Linked DNA regions of Mus musculus: region 1 is linked to region 2. The links are chromatin loops, found by intact Hi-C in ENCODE. Cell type or tissue: heart. All regions are shown on one strand.

Region 1 (8,000 bases), 190 kb before region 2:
AGCTGCTGCTGCTTTGGTGGCAGACTGTCCAGTCTCTGAGCCTCATTATAGTGTTCCCACTCTAAAGTGCCATTGGTCCATCTCGATGGCCCAGCAGAATCTCTAGGGATTTTGTTAGATAGGCAAGTTCTTGGGCCTAACTTCTCTGTTCTCTGAAACAAAACCCGTGGAGTATGGGGGCTAGAAAGATGACTCAACAGTTAAGAGCACTGGCTGCTCTTTCAGAGGAGCAGGCTTCAATTTCCAGCACAAACAAGGCTGCTCACAACCATCTGTAACTCCAGGTCAAAGGGACCTGACCTCCTCTTCTGACTTCTAAGGGCACACAAAAGTGGTACATAGACACATATTAGGGAAACACCCACACATACAAAATTAAAACGAAAATACAAAACCTGGGTGGGATTCAGCACCATAGATGTTACCCTCTGGGGACCTGATGCAGGCTGAAGTTTGGGTTGTTCTAGGACCTAGGACAGACATCTGCATATAGGGCTGTGGTCTGGGTATTGGGGTCAGAGCCAAGGATGAAGGAGATGCCCTTGGGGCTCAGGTGAGTGGGAAGGAGAGGGAGATGCCAGTGGCAACATCTCTGAAGCAACAGATGGTCAGACCTGCTGAGGGCTCACGGGAACCAGTTCAGACAGGTCGTAGCTCTGTGAGGAGCAGGAACCTCGGCAGAAAGCTCTTGTTCTCTGTTGTGTGCTCCTGGATCAGCCTCGCTGGAAGTCCTCTCTGATATCTAAGCAAACCCCCTCCCACCGTGTGCCGTGTGGCAGGAGGAGGTGAATGTGGCTCTGGGTTTATGGTAAGGACCGGGATGTTTAGATGACTTCCACACAGTATGCCTTTTCCACCTTAGGGTTTCAGTTTGTCCATGTCTTACATGGTGGTGTTGGATTGAAGCTGGTGAGCCTGAGGTATGGTGGTCCTCTGGAGAGAGGGGGGCCTGGGGTGGGAGGTTGTGAGTTCAGCAGCAGCGTCTGTTACATCACGTGGAGTCTCAGTGAGACGAGCTGTCCACAGAAGTCTGACACCCGTTCTGTCTTCCTTGTAACGCTTCACCATGTCAGGCATGCTCGCTCACCATGCACAGAGCAACCTTAGGCTTAAATCTTGCTGTGTGGACCTCTGCGACAGGTTCTGGCTTTCCTGTAGGGCGACACACCTCATAGCCCAGGACTGCACTTGTCCTGTCCTGCCAGGCCTTCCATCTCACCCTTCCATCTCACCCTTCCTCTCAGCCTGCCTAATTCCATTCTGGCTGGCTTTAGTATCACCTCCTCCAGAAGCCACCTGGATTGTTTTAGTCCTGTGTGTGTGTGTGCCAAAGTTATTGTTTCTTTATCTTTGTCTTAACATCATGACCAAGAAGCAAGTTGGGGAGGAAAGGGTTTATTCAGCTTACACTTCCACTTTGCTGTTCATTACCAAAGGAAGTCAGGACTGGAACTCCAGCAGGTCAGGAAGCAGGAGCTGATGCAGAGGCCATGGAGGGATGTTCTTTACTGGCTTGCTTCCCCTGCCTTGCTCAGCCTGATTTCTTATAGAACCCAAGACTACCAGCTCAGGGATGGCACCACCTACAATGGGCCCTCCCCACTTGATCACTAATTGAGAAAATGCCTTACAGCTGGATCTCATGGAGACACTTCCGCAACTGAAGCTCCTTTCTCTGTGGTAACTCCAGCTGTGTCAAGTTGACACAGGAAACCAGCCAGTAGAATCATTTTTTAAAAAAAGTGTTATTTATTTCATTTATTATTATCGACTGTGCATGGAAATGTGGTGTGTGTGTGGCAGAGGGCATGTGTGCCATACCCTTGTGGCAGTCAGGGGACAACCTTGTGCCTTCAGTTCTCCCTTCCACCTTTATGTGGTTCTGGGGATCAAATTCAGGCTTGTGTTGTTGGACAGGATCTTGGTCACTATTCTATTGATGTGAAGAGACACTATGGCCAAAGCAACTCTTATAAAAGAAAGAATTTCACAGAGGGCTGGCTTACAGTTTCAGAAGTTTAGTTCATTATCATTGTGGTGGGGAACATGGCAGTGTCCAAACAGACATGGTGGTTCTGCATCCAGATCTGAAGGAAGCAGGAAGAGGAAGAGACACACTGGACCTGGCTTGGGCATTTGAAACCTCAAAGCTCACTCCCAGTGACACACTTCCTCCAACAAGGCCACACCTCCTAGTCCCTCTCAAATAGTGCCATTCCTTGATGTCCAAGCATTTGAATATATGAGCCTATGGGCGCCATTTTTATTCAGACTACCACTGGCAGCAAGTGCCATTGCACGCTGAACCATCTCATGCCTAGCTTGCTTTCTTTCTTTCTTTCTTTCTTTCTTTCTTTCTTCCTTCCTTCCTTTCTTTCTTTCTTATTTAGACAGGGTCTCCAGTGAACCTGGAGCTCCCCCATTCTGTTAGGCTGGTCACCAAGGGACATTGTACATCTCTGCCTCCCTAGTGCTGGGATTACAGGGACCCATCAGTGCACCCAACTTTTTTACATGGGTGCTAAGAGCCAAACTCAGGTCTTCATGATTGCGACAACAAGCATTTTACTAACTGGGCTATCTCTCCAACCTCTACCCCCATTCAGAAAATACTTACTTTTTTGTTTTTAGTTAGGTATAGGTGTGTGTGTCTGCATCTGGGTATGTATGTGCACATGAATGCAGATGTGGTAGAGCTCAGAGACATCTGATTTCCTAGAGCTTCAGTTACAGTTGGCTTTGAGCCATCTGACATGGATACTGGGACCGAATTGGGCTCTTTTGGAAGAGTAGCAAGAACATTTAACCACTGAGCCATTTCTCTGTCCCCACCCCTCTTTTTTTTTTTTTTTACAGTGTCTAACATTGTATTATAAATCAGGCTGGCCTGAAACTCAACATGTAGCCTAGGCTGGCCTTGAACTCATGGCCATCCTTCTACCTTAGGTTCCTGAGTGTTGGGAGTCGAGAGTTAGCACAATGGTGTTTATCTTGCTGTCTTTTGGGTATAACTTCAGTTTCTCATCTGCAGATACAGAAGTGCAGATCGTTGATGAGAACTCACAAGGAAAGACGTGCGAGTCCTTGATTCCTAGAGTCAAGGCTCTGAGAGAAGAGAGGACTTGCCCAGAGTCCCAGGCATGGTAGTGAACTCGGGGCCTTTGGCAGAGGACTTGTTAGTAACTGTGTAGAGAATGAAAGCAGAAGCAGGAGGCAGAGGACATGTCTGCTGATCTGTCCCCATCTGCTACATAGTGGCCATGGCGCCTTGGATACATCCCTTTCCAGCCCCAGGGATCATCCCTGCGATGTAGAAAGAGGATCAGCAGGAAGCCTGAGTCACAGCAGGGGTCTGGTGCTCCGCGACTTGTCCTCAGCCATTTGGTCACCAGTTCCCTTTGGCTTTTTTAGTCCTGACCAGAGTGTGTCTCTAGTCGTCTGCCTCGAACCTCTTGCAGAAGTGACAGAGGACAGGGAAAGTCCTGGAGAACTTTCACTCGTTGATGGCCATGGGTGCTGAGTACCACGTGGCATACTGGGTGTACTTTGGCAGGCGCCTCATTTACAAGAATTACCTGCTTATAAGGAAGTGGCTGTCAGGGCCCGGTGTATAAACCCTGTTCGGCAGTTGCTGGATGCTAACAACCTGGGCCCAGGAGCCAGTCGGGTAGCACTCCGGAAGGTAAAACTCTGGCAGGTGGGTCTGGTGTCTCTCTAGGAGGCCTTGGCAGCTCCCTGGCATCCTGCTACACTCCAGCCTGCCCTCTTGTGGACGGATGGACTCCCTGGCAAGAGAATGGGAGCTCTGGGACTTCTATTCTGTTAGGCAAGGACAGGGGTAGGGGGCTGGAGTGGGGGCTGGCATTTGCCTGAGTCTAGAGACATAGAGTCCGGTGGTGCCAGTAGGTGGGCAACAGGCCCCACGTGGTTGTGGCCCAGTTGGCAGGTGCTAGGGAGCTTTCTGTGCTGGGGTTGGAGGGGGGGCGCACAGAGGGCGGATCGAGGAGAGGCCAGGACAAGGGGCGGAGATATTAACAGCTGGCTCCGGAGGGCGGGGACCTTGGGAGGAGGAGCCAGGAGAAGCCGGCTGCTTTTGGACTTGCTGGCAGTCCCAGGGCTCAGGTGACCAGCGGCCCTTTAGGAGCCTACAGACCCCCCCACAGCCTGGCAACCCAGCAAACGGAGCAGCAATGATTCAGAATGTGGGCAACCACTTGCGAAGGGTATGGACTGTGGGTTAGGGTGGCCTGGGAGACAAATGGGTCTCCTGGTGTGGGGGCCCAGAAAGTAGATGCTTTCCTCTAAAGTCAGGATCTGCATCTTTAGTCGGGATCTGTCTGTAGTCTTCTTTAGAAGGAGATATTGCAGAACCCACGGACTTCTTAAGTTATAACTAGTACTCTCCCCAAAGAGACCCGGGGACAGTAGGCTCCCTCAGGCTGGCAGTTTGTGGTTAGGTGGAATGGAATCTTCTGTAGCAAGTTCTGGCATTCTGTTTGGTTGAGTGTGTATGTGTGTGTTTTGTGCATAATACTGCTGCTGCTGCTGTGTGTGTGTCATGTTACAATCCAGCTGCTGCTGGTGTGTGTGTGTGTGTGTCTCCCTGGGTCCTGTGCACAATCCCGCTGCCTGCCATCTGAGCTCTGGGCCTCATCACTTCTCCCGCTCAGGACTCCAAGGCTATGGCCTGACAGAATTTACGACGTGAGGGTGTGTGTACAAGGCGAGAACAGGAGAGTAAGAACACAGCCTGTGAGGGAAAGGCCATGTGGAAAATGTCCTATGCAATGACCTTCGAGAGTATTTTTTTTCCTGGAACCTCCTAACTGGGACTTTGGAGTTGAGATAGGTGCTGAGGTCCCAGAAACACCCAAGTGCATAGTGGCTCATTGGGGGGCCTTTGGCCTGGTGCCTGGAGAAGGGCTTGGGACAGGCTGTACCGCCAGTGCTGGGCAAGAGTATCTGCCAACTGAGGTCGGTACAGAAAAGGCCTTTTAAAAAGTGCCCTGGCTAAATACACATCTCACCCGTCCTTTCCCTCAAGTGGCATCCTTGCCCAGCCCGGGCTCTTTGTACTTTTAGGATCTCACCCAGCTCCTTCCATCTGCTACCCCACTAGTGGTTATCTCTGAAAAGCTAGCTGTGGTGTGTGCCCACCTGTTCAGTCTTACCTGGCAGGCTTGCCCAGCTCTCTCCACACCCCACCATCCTCCCTCTGTGTTCTCAGCAGCACTGTAGGGATTGGCTTTTTCTGTCTTAGTGTTCCACCTTGGCTCTCTCTAGCTGCCATATATTCTGTACCTTCCACCAGTGACCACCAGTGACCTTGGCCTCCCTTGCACCTCTGTCAGCCTGCCGTCTCTTTGGCGGTTTCCTTCTCAGCCCTCGGATTCAGCTGGGATGCTGCCTCCTCTGGAAAGCCTTCCTAGATTTCTCATGGCACTGTGCAGTCTTTATGAGCCCCGCTCTCACTGGGATGGAAGATTTGGCTGTGTGTCTCTCTCTTCTACCCCAGTAAACTTTACAAGCTGTGCTTGGTATACCTAGTCCTGGTCAGAGGCAAAGGGATACCTAGGGAATGAATGTGGACAGGCAGTTTCTCTGCCATGTCTAGGATGGAATCTGAGCTATTGGGCCTCTTGCTTCTGTCCCCCGAGCCCAGGGTAGAGTATGTCCACGCTCTGACTTTGCCAGGGAGCATGCTCAGAGTGTGCCCATGTTAACGTCCTCAGTTCAGTGAGGCAGGTCCACTTTATCAACCTTGTGATGGCTGTCAGTTGTCTTTGCTGTCAGATTGTCTGGGTTCAGGATCTGGGTATGTCTGTGAGATGGTTTCCATAGAGGTTCAACTGAGGAGGGAAACCCACACTGAGTGTGGATAGCAGATTCCTATGGCCTGGACCCCATAAAAAGAGAAAAAAGAGCACGTATCTCAGTACCAGCATTGCCTCTCTAGGCTTCCTGTCTGTAGACACAGTGTGACCACCTGACACCATCATTTCCTTACCTCTAGACTGTGTTTCCTCAAACTGTGAGCCAAAACAAGCCCGTATTTCCTTCAGCTGCTTTGTTAGGTACTTGGCTATAGCATAAGAAATGTAACCAGTACGCGCCCCACTCTACTTCTGTCTCGCCACACTTGTCCCAGATGAGGAATAACTCAGGCTCAGAGGGGTCAGTGGCCTGTCTAGGGTCACAGAGGCAGAAAGTGGCAGAGCTGGGATTTGAACTCAATGGTTCTGATTCTAGAGCTTTCTGGACACCAGGCTTAGCCAGGCAAAGGCTGGTGAGCAACATTCCAACTCCGAGTCCTGACTCAAACTCAGCTAGCATCCAGCCTATGGTGATGGAGCCTCGTGTTGAATGTGGAAACTATGCCCCAGGTCCCCAGGGACTTCACATTAGTTAAGAATGATACTGATCACCACCTTTGAACTTATGCCTGGTTGGCACATCTTGATTTTCCGTAGCATCTATTTTAATTTCCTTTGCTCCTATGGAAAAAAAAAGGAGAGTTTGGGGGCATTTTCTTTTTTTGGGGGACTGAACTATTTTTATTTGAGACAGGGTCTCGAGTAACCCAGGCTGGCCTCAAGTTTGATGAAGATGTTGCCAAAGATGACTTTGAACGTCTAATCATCAGTTCTAGCCTGGTCCAGATCAGCTACCAATGGCGCTTGGGGACTGTTTTGATGAGCTATTTGGCCCCATTCGCCTGAGACTCCTTGCTCAGGTGCTAATGTCAAGCTGATGGAGACTGGAGCCAGCAGCATGCATCTGTGCTCTGCTCATTGGCCTGGGTGCTGCTGCAGACCTTCTTATGACCCACCACTTATCCAAGTCTCAGGATAGCTGGAGGGCCCTCTCCATACTTCATCCTCCCCAGCCCAGACTACACTGAGGTTTGGGAAGTAGCCCTTGGATTAGAATCTTGCCTTTCTGTTGTTTTGAGACATTCTCACTCTGTAGCTCGGGATGGTCTCGAACTCCTGATCCTCCTGCTTCAGCTTCCTGAGTCACGGGAGTACAAGTGTGCGCTATCACGTTAGGGTCTCATTTCCAGGTCTGGGAAATTGGCTCAGTGGGTAGAGATGTGATGTACAAACAAAAAGATACGAGTTCAAATTCTAAACACCTATTCAAAGAGCTTGGCATAGCTGTGTGAGCCTGTAATCCCAGCCTTGAAGGGTAGGGACAGGCAGGTCCTAGGGACTGGCTGGGATTTCAGCCTAGAGAAAATAGTGAGCTTCCAGTTCAGTAAGAGATCCTGTCTCAAAGCAATAAAATAGAGACGATCTCAGACATGCACATGGGCATACACACCTGCATGTTCACATGTACTACACACTCATATAAAACACATGCAAACATACACAGGAAAAAAAAAACATTTTCACCCTATTGCTCACTGTGTGACTTTAGGCCAGGTGTTTGTCCCTGAGTCCCTGTGTCTAGGTGACCCTAGAAAGTACCCTAACCTTGAGTCTGAATGTGAGGAGTTGGCAAACCACACTGATGGTGGTCCTGACTGTGTGGTGGCACTCTGATGGTTGTCCTCACTGTGTGGCAGGGGTGCTTCAGGTGTGGGAGGGGAGGCCTACAGACAGAAAATGCTAATGCCTGTCATACAACAAGAGCTCAAAATGGCTGACCCCAAGGACTGGAAGAGCTTGTGGTGGTCCTAGAAGGCTCGCTCTGCAGGAGAATTGAGGACCAACCATTAACAGCTTTCTCGGGAGCCACATATGAACCCCAGCCTTAGCCATGGGCAGACACCCAAAGTGTTCTCACTCTGATGATTTGGATTTATTCTTACAAACCCAGCTCAGCCATCACCTGCCCTTTGACTCCCCATCCTCCTTGGCTCCAGAGTCAACAATGCCCCTTAGAATGTTATGCCCAGTTCTTTTGTTCCCTATGTCGGTGTTTCCTAGGGATTGGCATACCTGTGTAGGGCAGGTGCTGGAGTATGCTGACTTGTGACAGCATAGATCCCAGCG
Region 2 (8,000 bases):
ACACACCCCCCCCCCCCCCGCTCAGTGGTATACTGTGGTCGCTCTATCAGCTGTGACTCTGTGACTGCCAGGCCTGGAGCCATTAGTCCAGCTTTCCATTTAAATACCAACTGTGGTGTGGGTCTGCTGTAGGAGGCTGCTGTGCCTCTGGTGTGCTTTGCCACTGGTTGGATGCAGGACTGAAGGTATCTTCCATCGACCTCCAGTTATCTTGTCACAGGAGTGGGGTGTAGACAGACATCTGTTCCATCTCTGCTGAAAGCCCTTGCAGGGCTCTGGGGTAATGAAGGAGACATTAGCACAGCCAGAGGATGCTATCAGTAGGGGAAGGGAGGAGGAGGGAGAGCTGGTCACACCAGGTTGGGGGCACACCCTCCCCTCTTTCTTCACCTAGCAAGTGATTCCTCCTTTGGGATTCTTCCCTGAAGTGCCTGTCCACAGGCTGGGCCCCACCCCATTCCCCACCTGCTAGCCTGGCCAAGCTGTGGAAGTGGTTGTCAGAGGACAGGGACCACATTTGGGGGCCAGTCGTCCTTTAGTGTCTGCTCAGAGTGGATATCTGAGGTTCTGATGCCACTGCATCCCTTCTGATGTCTCTAAGTACCTTCACCTATCTCTCTACTTGTCCTCCACGTGCCATCTTCCTTGGCTTCCCCGCCCCACCCTGCCCTGCCACGCCCCTCTCCCCATCGCTCCCCTCCCCCGCCAGAGTTCCATCCAGCAGAGAAGGACCAGAATTCCCAAGTCTGCTCTCCCCTCCGTTTCCCTTACAAGGTGAACATGAAGGCAATTTCTGAGCCTGGGCTCTCCCCAGTATAAGCAGAAATAAACAGATTCTCAGCAAGTGACAAGAGCTCTCTCATTAAACCCCAGGGGGATCCTAAGGTCTGAAGGAGCCCAGGAAGGGTCTCAGGCAAGGCAGCATTGGGAATATAAAGTGAATGATAACGTCAGGGGGCAGCCAGCACGCTGGAGAGCTCCCACGTGTCACGAAGCAGGTCTGTACTTGCTGAATCATAACGCCCCGGTTGCGGGTTGCCGTGGCAGCGCGCGGTGTCAAGGGGGTGTTGTGCCGGGGTGGGGGCAGGCTGGAGTCTAGGCTCAATGAGACCTCGCACCCACGGCGCCCCCCCGCGCAACATCATGTCCACCATCCCCAAGTGGTTCAAAGGGGCGCCCTTTGGGGTGCAGAGCCACAGGTGGGGCCCAACTGCTTCCTGGCCTAGCACCCAGGATCCAAGGGAGTTCCTGTGGCCCCACCAGCGCCTCTGCCTCCGCCTCCGGGAGGAAGGCTAACCCAGAAGGCTGGAGCCCGGGAAGGAAGGGAAGAGGGCTGGCTCGCCCCTCCCCCACTCACTTTCTCCTCCTCCTCCTCCTCCTCCTCCTCCTCCTCCTCCTCCTCCTCCTCCTCCTCCTCTTTTCTCCTCCTCTCTTCCTATGTAGCCCTGCTTGGACAGAACTCACAGAGATCTGCCTATCATTGCCCTCTCTGTGCTGGGATTAAAGCCTCTAAGTTTGTTTGTTTTCTGTTCCATTTTTGTAGCAAGTTCTTGCAAACTATTTCCAAACCACCTAATGTAAAATATTCATAGAGGCCACATGGTCTGCCCATCCCATGAAATTTAGCTAAAAAGTTTTGTTTGCAACCCAGGTGTCTTATTTCTTTTTTCTTTTTCTTTTCTTTTCTTTTCTTTTCTTTTCTTTTCTTTTCTTTTCTTTTCTTTTCCTTTCCTCTCTCTCTCTCTCTCTCTCTCTCTCTCTCTCTCTCTCTCTCTCTCTCTCTCTCTCTCTCTTTCTTTTTGAGACAGTCTCTCTACATAACCCTGGGTGTCTTGGAACTCACTCTATAGACCAGGCTGACTTCAAAGTCATAGAGATCCACCTGTCTCTGCCGCCCAAGTGCTGGGATTAAAGGTGTGCACCATTATGCTCAACTGTCATATTTCTTTTTATGTTCTATTATGTAATATAGTTGCATATAAATGACCTACTATGTGCCACACACGGTTCTAGAATCTGTGATCATGAGGTGGTCTGGATAATTAAACGTATATGAAAGATGATATGAAGTATCCACCCTGTAGTATAACATCTATCTATCTACTTGAGCTGGGAAGGATAATGGTAAGAACTCTGAAGAAGAATGAAGCTGTAGGGAGAGGCAGAGCATAGGGTGGGTGGCAGAGCATCTCAGGAACTCTCAAAATGATGAAGCAGATCCAAAGTGACATTCAAGGGTCAGCTCCAAAGTCGCCTGTCCTGGGAAACCAACTGCCTGTCCACCAGGGCTGCCCCAGTCAGGACCAGATGGGCCCTCACTTATACCTCTCTTAGGTTTGATGTCTCCGCTGTCTATCCCAACCAGAAGAAATTCAGCACCTTCACAGAGGCCCCATACTCCAGACATCATTCGGTGGAACTGGTGAGCCTGCTTCCTTTCACGTGGTCTGTGTCCCGCCCCCAATACGCCCGCGCATGCTCCAACCGCGTCCCTTCCCCAATACACCTGCGCATGCTCCAACCCAAGCTTGCCTCATTCTTGGCTCCAGATGTTTGATAAACTCAGGACTATGCTAGAACCCTAGGAGTTTAAGGGCCGCAGGCTTCCTCTTCCACAGCTGTTTCTACTCTGTATTTCCCTGAAGTGGAACAAGGCCAGTCACAGAGGTGGTCAGGACTCGATCTTGAGTGCTGAGCTCCTCCTGGTCGTCAGACTGGGGAACTGTCTAGTTTAATTCCTAGGCCAGGGGTGACTTGCACATGCAAAGGGGTGGGGTAGGTGGTTATGACCGACTCAGCTGAGAGCCTGCTTTAACTTAGTCCCACATAGGACCTGGGACCTATAACTCCAAGGATACCTGCTTCAGCAAGAAGTTCCTGGAACAGAAGTTGGGCTCAGGATGGTCCCAGGCCCACGAAGCCACTCGGCTGACCCAGCTACCCCACTTCCACTACCAGGCCATCAAGAAGGAAAAAGAGCAGCAGGTGAACTTCGGGGCATACCCTTCCCGACCTCTAGGAGCAAGGCTTCCTGTCCACATGGCTATCCCTCCAGAGTCCTAGTGGATACAGCTTCCTCTTGGAGAACACCGTCACCCTTTGGGCTCTTCCTGGCTGGACCTCCCCAGGTTCCTTTTCCATCCTGCGTTCTTTTCTTTTGGGGCAGGTGCACAAGCGTGGCCCTGGCTCCTACAACATCAAAGACTTCATAACTGAGCTGCAGAAGAAACCACAGAGCAAACGGGGGCTGCTCAGCTCTGGGGAGACACGTTTCCGAGGTTTTATTGGGGTACGTGAGCTTGTCTCTTCCACCCTCCGTCCTCTGTGGGAAGACTGTTGCTGTTTGGATGTTTGACAAGCACCCTTCTCTGAACCCGTCTTCTCCCTAGGCTTGCCCAGACCTTCCTGGCTTTCTTGTTGGCTCTTCTGCTCTCCTGTGTCTTGAGCCTAGAGAAACCTAGAGTATATTAGAAACCCAACAAACATATTCATTTAGCTAGGCAACCAGGAAATAATGATTAAGCAGCAACTGAAAGCTGTGTACTGAACTAGGCTTTGGGAGAGCGGGGTGTCTGGCAGTGACAAACGTCAGAGCGGGCATCTTAGTGACACACACCACAGTATGAAGAAGGAAATACATATCGTTCTTATGGAGTTTTGAGGGTAAATGGCACAGGGAAGGAGAGTGCTGTGGGGTGATTTACAGAGAGCAGTCTGGGGAGGCCTCACTGGAACAAAATCTGCAGGGGACTCATAATACCTGATCCATGCACTGGCTTTCTGAGCTATGGACGGAAGCAAGACCCAGTCTCCTTCTTTGGGGGACAGACAGAGCTGATCCTCACAGTGGCCTGATTTTTGTAGCACTGGCCCCACCCCCTCTACCAGGTCTGGCTCCCCAAGGGTCTGGTTGCAGGGTCCAGAGAGGAGGGTGGATTGCATCACCTATGGAACAGCAGTGCCCCCATGTGGCTAGAAGGGGCATACCAGCCTCAGAAATCCAGCCAGGTCTCACCTCCCGGCACCACTTAGCTCTGTTCACTGTACTTCAAAGACCACCTTTGTGTTTAGGCTCCTAGCCACAGTTCTTCTGATCTCAGGACTTCCTGTCACCTCACCCCGACTTGTGGAATGGGACCTACTATCTGCCGGGCCCTGGGCAGAGGGCTTTGCAGACATTCAACTCTATCACTATTCCTTGAAGGAAAGTATTACCATCGCTGTGTTAGTCCCATGGACCATGAAGCTCAGAGGCCTGAGTTCGCCCAGCTAGGAAGTAGCAGAGCCAGGTTCCTAGCCTAGGATTCCGGTGCTCATTCTTTCCAGCCTGTTCACAGCATAGCGAGGAAGTTGATCAGCTTTGTAGTTGTAAAGGGCAGATCTATGGAGGCTGCGGAACAGGAAGGTGGGTCTCAGGGAAGATGGTGTCTGGGGATCTTAGTGTGGTTGATGTGGTTGACAAACCAGAGGGTAGGGAAGGCATTGGGAGAAAGCATTGTAAGCAAGTATGATCAGGGAGACCAGGCTGAATATGAGGTGCTGAGTCAGAGGTGCTGAATCAGATGTGCTGAGTCAGATGTGCTGAGTCAGAGGTGCTGAGTCGATGTGCTGAATCAGAGGTGTAGCTGGACTTGGAGATAAAGGAGTGAGCAGAGGAGGGGGCTCACCGGGGATGCTGTGTGGTGGGGTGGGTAACAGGTGCTCACTCCAGAAACCCTGTTTCCCTTCTTGAGATCTGAAACCCCAAACATGTCTTCCTCAGATGAACCAGAACAAAGACTGGGACTGACAGTCTTTGCATTTCCGTCTCCTGCCCTGCAGAATTATTATCCTGGCCCTGGAAATTATGGGGAGAAGGGGAACCCGTACACACAGCTGGAGGAGAAGGCCTGGAACCGCTCACATTCTGACGGCCTGATGTGTAGAGTGTCTAACAAGCCACCCTTGTTTCATCAGGTACCCCCTCAGCAGCCTCATCTTGCATGGTCCTATGGGGTGACCTCGGGGTAGAGAGGCTGAAGCCCCACCTTGGCCACTCCCCTACAGGCACCATTACCGCTTTTGTCTCTAGGGCAGTGGCCTGGGACCTGGTACCTACACCATCAAAAGCGATCTTGAGACCTTTGTGAAAAAGTCCACTGGTAATCGTGGCCCCTATGACATTTTCTCTGGTGAACGGAGCAGTCCTTTGCCCTATGGACATTACTCTGTGCAGGTATGTGCCTGAGTGGGTGCTGTGAGGTCTAATCCTTGGTGAGCTAATTTTTGATTATCCACAGGAATGTGGCCGTGTGTACCAAGTGCTGCCGGAGAAGGGGGTCTACTCTGTGCTCCTGCCAGGGCAGGGTATGGCTCCCTGTGTGAGGCGAAGAACCTGAGGTTGGCCACACAGATATGATGGGTCAGAGTCACAGTTTGGACATCTGACCCCGCGGCTACTTCTCTCAGCAATAACATGAACTGTACTGATAGACAGGTGGCCTGGCATGCACCAACAGGCCTGTGGGGACCCCAAGGGCACAGGCGCAGTGTCTGGCTGTAAACATTTCCCAGGCTTCATGGACTCAGCTGGGTTAATGGCCTGGGTTAAAGGAGCCCTAAACTGGAAGGTGGGAGAGGAGACTGGGCTAGAAATGTAGCTTGCCAGACTTCTTTCCCATCCCCATCAAAATCCCTTACAGGTTTGGTGGCTTTCTCTGCTTTGCTCTCTTCATGCCTATGGCTGTGGGGGCCAAGTGTGTGTCCAGACTTATTTGTCTTGTCCCCAACTTGGGGTCACTGAAGAGCGGGATTAGTCCAGTTCACAGGTTAGATGCAGGGAAAGAGACCGTGTGGAATTTCCAGTCTCAGGGAAAGAAAAGTGCAATCAATGGAATAAAAACAGCAGCTTTAGTAGGAGACCCTTGTAGTGGGAGTTCCTTGGTAGTCACTGTCCTATGTCCTGTGACATGACTGATCCTAGGGTCTCCTACCTGCCACTAAGACCACTGCCCAGTACAGCAGGCCTTGGGACCCGCCTCCCTCACCCCATGTTGGTACTACAACCAGAGCTGAGCCTCTTTGCTTGAACATTTTTGTTATAGATTTATTTATTTATTTTAAAAGATTTATTTATTATATGTAAGTACACTGTAGCTATCTTCAGACACCCCAGAAGAGGGTGTCAGACCTCATTACAGATGGTTATGAGCCACCATGTGATTGCTGGGAATTGAACTCACGACCTTCAGAAGAGCAGTGAGTGCTCTTAACCGCGGAGCCATCTCTCCAGCCCTATTTATTTTTTTAAGAGCAATTTTAGGTTCACAGAAAAGTTGAGAGACAAATATGGAGTTTCTGCATCTGACACCACATACAGACTCTCCTCACTATAAATCTTTTGAAATGTACATTTGTTCCCTTATATGGGTGTGCGGGATTGTTTCATGTGTTTGTGTGTTTGTGGAGGATAGAAGACAGCTTGCAGGAGTCAGCACTCTGCTCCCACTAGGCAGGGCCTAGGGCTAACACTCAGGTGTTTAGTGGTCTTTACCTGCCTCCCTCCCCCTACTGTCAATGTCCCAGGTCAGAGCAGAGCCTCTGTTAATCAAGGAGTCCCATCAGCATCACTTGGTTTTCTGTGAGGGTTAGTGAACCTGCGATCCCTGGTACAGTGAACCTGCGATCCCTGGTACAGTGAACCTGCGAGCCCTGGTACAGTAACCTGCGAGCCCTGGTATAGGATTTCTTTCTCTCTTCCCGTTCCTCAGAAAATGAAGCCCAAGGAACTGACAGATTACAAGAGCTTTCTGGACGAAATGAACTCACAACACAAGAAGAAACAAGGGGTTTTCTCGAAATATCCCCGAGATCCGAAACACCCCACAGAGAGAATTTTCTGGACAACCCTTAGTCAGTGCCCCAAAAATATGGTCAGTGTACCCCATAGCTTGTTTCTCTCCTGCAGCTTTCCAGTCGGCTAGGGAGGTTGAGGGAGGTGGGGTGCAGCGGTCGTGTAGTGGGGAGCTGCGTCTGTTATTGCAGCCATGATCAGGATTATCCTTGTAGAACCATAGCTGAGCCAGGCCACCAGGAAATCCCAGCCAGTGAGACTTTCTACCTGCGCTCCCTCCTCTGGATCTGGAGAACGGGCCAAGAAAGCCGGGCAGGAGGGAGTGCGATAGGGTACTTGTGTATCTTCAAGTTTGCCTACCTGATCTACCCAGGGAGGGGCCAGGTTCTGCCTGCCTCAAGGCAATCCTCTCTGGGGGACAGTGACCAGTTCTTTGAGTGACTTTTGGTTTTTGTCACTACCACATCTGCCACCCCCTTCTCCCAGCAAGGCCTGCCTCAAAGGCCATAGGAAGAAATAAAGTAGGGGAGGCAAAGGGTGTGTACGGTCTGACCTCCTGCTAACCACTGCCATCCCTCTCCCAAGGGAGCTTGGGAGGGCCATCCCTTGCATTTAAAGGGAAACTAGGCTGCACAGGTTAAAAAGGGTTCACTGGGTCCCCCAAGAGGGGCCAGGAGACTCTATATAAGGCTCAATTCTCTGGCTCCAGGGTCAGTATGCTTGAGTCCCAGGCTGCACTCTGCTCATTTCGAGGGCCCCTGGGAACGTGTAAAGAGGTGTCTGGCTGTGGGGTACATGGAGTGGGTGGTATGGGACATGTAGAACTTAAGGACACTTCCCTTCCCTCATCCTTTGACAAAAGGTGCAGTAGCGCGGGGCAGGTGAGGTCAGCTGCCATCAGCCTTCAGTTATCCATCCTGGGCTGAGATTGCTAGGGCTTCCTCAATCTTTCTTCTTTATTCCCAGGATATAGCTGGCCCTGGTTCTTGGCTTCCTCATGAGACGGAACAGAAACATGTCAACCGGCCACCGTTCCTCCTGGCCTCCAAACGGTGCGGCCTAAAGGCCTACCAGATGATTTTGGGAACCTGGGTGAGTGGGTCTGGGTTGGGGAAGCATGGTGGTAGGCAGGGGACATTCTCCTGCCTCTTCAGACAGCCCCAATTCT

What was found. Peaks named below come from ENCODE experiments on the same cell type or tissue, not always from the same donor. Only the 100,000 strongest peaks of a DNase experiment are listed, where the experiment ranks them.
Region 1: it touches region 2 in a loop (2.1-fold over the local background); 1 of 42 quality-filtered maps calls a loop at or near these places.

The regions. Positions count from the first base shown.
Region 1 is chr4:106,795,907-106,803,906 of GRCm38, reverse strand. Acot11 (acyl-CoA thioesterase 11) reads left to right here and starts at 4,076. Exons shown (of 16, transcript NM_025590.4): 1 at 4,076-4,223. The coding sequence starts at 4,191. In heart, a CTCF peak has its summit at 3,773 (motif pointing left); DNase peaks (open chromatin) are centred at 3,926 and 4,703; H3K4me3 peaks cover 1,239 bases; H3K27ac peaks cover 3,790 bases.
Region 2 is chr4:106,610,324-106,618,323 of GRCm38, reverse strand. Lexm (lymphocyte expansion molecule) reads left to right here and starts at 1,086. Exons shown (of 10, transcript NM_183182.3): 1 at 1,086-1,199; 2 at 2,335-2,422; 3 at 2,821-2,985; 4 at 3,167-3,289; 5 at 4,822-4,956; 6 at 5,072-5,215; 7 at 6,750-6,911; 8 at 7,799-7,924. The coding sequence starts at 1,105. In heart, a CTCF peak has its summit at 3,972 (motif pointing left); a DNase peak (open chromatin) is centred at 3,883; H3K4me3 peaks cover 693 bases; H3K27ac peaks cover 1,953 bases; H3K27me3 peaks cover 3,613 bases.